Regions from separate parts of the Homo sapiens genome. Here region 2 is linked to region 1. The links are chromatin loops, found by intact Hi-C in ENCODE. Cell type or tissue: dorsolateral prefrontal cortex. All regions are shown on one strand.

Evidence for each region. Peaks named below come from ENCODE experiments on the same cell type or tissue, not always from the same donor. Only the 100,000 strongest peaks of a DNase experiment are listed, where the experiment ranks them.
Region 2: a loop joins it to region 1, with 4 times the contacts of the local background. A loop is called at or near these places in 94 of 110 quality-filtered maps.

Annotation. Positions count from the first base shown.
Region 1 is chr6:150,079,699-150,082,198 of GRCh38, reverse strand. No RefSeq gene overlaps it. Among named protein-coding and RNA genes, the nearest start is that of ULBP3, 12 kb to the right of the region's middle. In dorsolateral prefrontal cortex, CTCF peaks have their summits at 1,154 and 1,366 (motif pointing left); DNase peaks (open chromatin) are centred at 1,348 and 2,398; H3K4me3 peaks cover 196 bases; H3K27ac peaks cover 221 bases.
Region 2 is chr6:150,394,471-150,396,970 of GRCh38, reverse strand. All of the region lies in intron 4 of IYD (iodotyrosine deiodinase), which reads right to left. Among named protein-coding and RNA genes, the nearest start is that of IYD, 27 kb to the right of the region's middle. In dorsolateral prefrontal cortex, a CTCF peak has its summit at 1,365; a DNase peak (open chromatin) is centred at 1,400.

The DNA of each region.
Region 1 (2,500 bases):
AAAGGTTATTTGCATAAAAATCTTCATTTGTTTTCTTGAAATTATGTTAACAGAAAAAACAGCACACGACAGTATAAACACCTCTCACACAAACAGCTATCAAGAGATAATTTAAATGTTTTCTAGGGAGGCCGAGGTGAACAAATCGCTTGAGGCCAGAAGTTCAAGACCAGCCTGGCCAACATGGTGAAATGCTATCTCTACTAAAAATACAAAAATTAGCTGGGTGTGGTGGTACATGCCTGTAATTTCAGCTACTGCCGCGAGGGGGTGGGGGTTGGGGGTTGGGGGCTGAGGCAAGAGGATTGCATGAGCCCAGGAGGCAGAGTTTGCAGTGAGCTGAGATTGCCTGGGTGACAGAGAGAGACCCTGTCTAAAAAAAAAAAAAAAAAAAAATTTAAATTTAACATTTATGAGGGCCTTTTTTCTATGAAGTTGCCTGTATTTCCATTTTTTTTTTCAAAAAGTATATCTGTATTGGAGTTAAAAATGGTTTGATGGAATAATATTTCAACTAACTGAAATTATATTTTAATTATTATCCATCTCCAATATTTATTATAGTCCTAGTGTACAGTTTGTTGAGCCCATATTTTCCCTGAGGACTGAAGTCACTGTGAGTAAACTGCCACAAGGTTATTTTATTTCTGGAGGTTGTCTCCCCTAAGTACTGTGAAAACCTATCCTCTTGACGGGGTGCCAACATGGACATTTTCTCATTCACCGAGTAGGAGAAGTCTGCAGGCACTTTTCATTATTTAAGAATTCATGGCCCGGCGCGGTGGCTCATGCCTGTAATTTGGAAGGCCGAGGCAGGCGGATCACGAGGTCGGGAGATCGAGACCATCCTGGCTAACACGGTGAAACCCCACCTCTACTAAAAATACAAAAAAATTAGCCGGTGCGGTGGCGGACACCTGTAGTCCCAGCTACTCGGGAGGCTGAGGCAGGAGAATGGTGTGAACCCGGGAGGCGGAGCTTGCAGTGAGCCGGGATCCCGCCACTGCACTCCAGCCTGGGTGACAGAGCGAGACTCCGTCTCAGAAAAAAAAAAAAAAAAGAATTCACAGCAAAAGATAAAAGCTTTTATTTTTGTTATTTATTTTTGTTTTATGAACGTGGCCCTTTCAGCTTTATAAGAACAATCCATATCGGTGTGCGAAAACCACACACAACCACTCTCCCGAGGAACACACATCCAGGTAGCCGAAGCCTGAATGAAACAGTATGTTTGCCCTTGGTTTTCATGGAAGCCTCAGGTCCTCCTACCGCCTCCCCAAGGCCTGTGCTCATAGCTTTTCTAGACCCTAGGAGACTGGACCCGGGCAGCCCGCTCACCTCTGCCTCGCTCTTTAACTGCAGCGCCCTCTGGTGTACGTCTTGATTTTAGCAGCCGAAGTCACTGGCCCTGTGTCATGCTGCTGGTGCGTCCTGGTGGTAGTTTTATCTTCTGTTTCTCTCAGGTAGCATCTAGAGATAAGTTAGAACGACAAGAGTTTGTAAGAAAAAAATAACAATAAAAACTCTGGAAGCCAGATTCTCCAATGCCCACCATAAAATGCCAAGGAAATAACCTCACTCTCCCCTAAGGACCTGGAGACATTGGCTTAGGAACTCACCTCATTTAGGGCAACTGCCTCATCTGAAAGACAAGAAATGAACACCCGGAGGAGTTAAGTGGCTTGTCAGGCTGATACAGTGAGTTGGGTTGACCACCTAGGCCTTCTGCTATCTATGATGGAAAGAGCTACAATTCACTGAGTATTTATTACCACGAGCCAAGCACCATGCTAAGTCTATTACAGGCATTGGCTTATTTGAGGCCCACAGCAATATATTGAGGTGGGTACTATCATGATGCCTATTTTACACACAGAGAAGCATAAGCTTTGCAATCAAGACTGAGGAAACGTGCATGCTCCATGTCACACAAACACAGGTTTTGAAGCAGGCAGTCTGACTGCAGGGCCGGTGCTTGAAACCACTACTGATCTTACTGTCTTTGTGGCAATTGTATACTTAGATATGGATATGCACATATGTAGATACATGGATACAGGTGTATGGATGTACATGAATTTACACGTGTATGATATATCAGTAAGCAAGATATGGTATCATTTTGCATATTTTGAAACTTAAACCAAATGGTATTATAATTGTATGTACTTGGAGGGCAGATGGGGGAAGGATAAATCCATTCACCTGCTTTCTGCTGTGCCTTCCTATACTACAGAAACAGGAAAGCTAAAAACTACATTTCCCAGACTCCTTTACAACCAGAGTCAGGATGTGGTGCAGATTCAGTCACTCTAATGTGGGGGAATTGCAGCAGGGACCAGGCATCTGCTGCTCTTGCTGCCAAGCCCAGCAGGGGAGATATTCAGGTTTCTGGGCAGCATTAGCTGAGGTCTTGGGCTCTGGTCGCTGGCTCTGAGGTGCTGAGAGCAGGGCACGTGGCATCCACTTTGAAGCTGAAAATCTTCGCAGGCACAGTGGG
Region 2 (2,500 bases), 310 kb before region 1:
AGCTCTACTTTATCATGGCGTTTCTTCTCCTTGATCATATCTTCACATAGTATTTGAACTTGCAATGGATAAATCTTAATTTTTTTTTTTTTTTTTTGAGACGGAGTCTCGCTCTGTCGCCCAGGCTGGAGTGCAGTGGCGGGATCTCCGCTCACTGCAAGCTCCGCCTCCCAGGTTCACGCCATTCTCCTGCCTCAGCCTCCCGAGTAGCTGGGACTACAGGCGCCCGCCACCACGCCTGGCTCATTTTTTGTATTTTTAGTAAAGGCCGGGTTTCACCATGTTAGCCAGGATGGTCTCGATCTCCTGACCTCGTGATCCGCCCGCCTTGGCCTCCCAAAGTGCTGGGATTAGAGGCGTGAGCCACCGCACCTGGCCAAGTCTTAAACTTTTTTGAGAAAATATTTACACCTTAATTTAGTGTCATTTTATATCTTGGTCCTTTTCAAGACATAGCTTTTACTCCATACTGAATTTTGTATGTCTCTAGCAGTAGAAACCTGCAAATACACAGACCATATTAAACAATTCCTCTTATTAATATTATTAATGTTAAGTTGACTTCTATTATTATTTTATCTTTCACTCTCTCGATGTGAGTACTTTGGTCTTATTATAGGTCAGGATTTTTTTAACTGGAATCCTCAGACCCCCAAAGGGCCAAGGATTGAATTTAGCAGGTCCATGAACTTGAATTTGAAAAAAAAAGTTTTCATATTCACTAACATCTAACTGAAATTTAGCAGTTTCTTCCTTTATAAATGTAGGCAGCAAACCACAGTAGTGTTAGCAATATCTATGACTTTATCACCAATGAAATCCACAGTTATTTTCATATCATTTTACAGTTGTTATAGATATTTTAAAATATCATTACATTCATCACTACTTTAAAATTATAGAGCTACGACTAGCTCTTGGTATTTAATATATTAATAAAGGCTTGTATATTATATTCTAAACAACAACCACCACGGCAAGTTCCTATGACTACAGAGCCAACCATGGAAGCAGAGCATCCCCACCCAGTGAGATGCTGATGCCCGTTGATAGGGGACTCAGTGGCCAAGGGGTACCCCATCGACCTCTTTCCAAGCCTCCAAATAACAAACATCTAAGTAAAAGCAATGAGTAGCTTCCAGACACTTCCCCGCCTGCCCCTCTCCAGCTTTTCCAATCAGATCACCACCTCTAAACCTGACCAGGAAGTTCTGGAAGCTGCCTCTACAAGACATGCATGGCGCGCTTATCAGACCCAGTCACCATACTGGAGATGCGGGCTTCATGGAGATTTTTCTTTCCTCCATCACTAATCATAACCTACTCTCGGGATTATGCCTTATGAAAGCTAGGGGGCAGCAAACTCAATGGCAAAGTGAAAAAGACTGCCTGCTGCAGAGGCACCTGGGCAGCCTTGTGAGCTGAGCTTGCTGCAGGCTTCGCTGCTTCTTCCAGGACCCTCAATCAGGTGGCGGTGCCTCGCAGTCTGATGCCGCATGGTGATTCCATTATTTACCTGCTTACAGATTCAGGAAGGAAATCAATGCCAGCTCCTTCAGGATAATTTTTCCAAAAACCTAAAACACATTTCAATGACTACATTTTGGGAGGTGTTATTCAACATACATGTTTTTCTTTGAGATAGTGAAGAAGCTCTCTTTTTTTTTTAATCCATTGTCTCTCAAAAGTATGGTTACTTGCTCTTATAATCTTGTTTTCTACATTTATTTTATGGGTTTACCATCTCTCTCTATCCACTACCCAGCCCCCAGTCTCTGCTAGAATATACAGTTCATCAGACAACTATCCCCAGTGGCTCCCAGGAACTGCCACGTAGAAGGAGCTCAGAGGCCAGGCATGGTGGCTTACGCCTGTAATCCCAGTACTTTGGGAAGCTGAGAAGAGTGAATCACTTGAGCTCAGGAGTTGAGACTAGCCTAGGCAATATGGCAAAACTCCATCTATACAAAAAATGCAAAAATTAGCATGGTGGTGCCTGCCTATAGTCCCAGCTATTCAGGAGGCTGAGGTGGGAGGATCACTTAAGCCCGGGGGTCAAGGCTGCAGTGAGCTGTGATGGTGCCACTGCACTCCAGCCTGAGTGACACAATGAGACCCTGTCTCAAAACAAAACAAAAAGGAGCTCAGAAAATATTTGTGGAGTGAATGCACTGTTGAGTGAATGCATGAATAGTTTGAAAACTATACAGCAATCCTGCTCCATTTCATGTTAGCATTGCTCTCGTTCCTATGCAGATGGAATTTTTGAAAAGCACATGACCTTCTTCCTAATGCCATGCAACGCAAACTTCTCAGAAAAGGGCCTCTATGAAGAGCCCTTCTCATGGCTTTTTAGTCATTCCATCATCTCTGAGAGCAACAGTAAACGTATCCAGGGAGTTAGCCTCTGTGACTTTTAGGCTCCAAAGTACTTCATGTGGGTCTGCCAAAACCCTTGAAACTTCATGTTGTTACAGATGACTGCAAACACAACACCAAT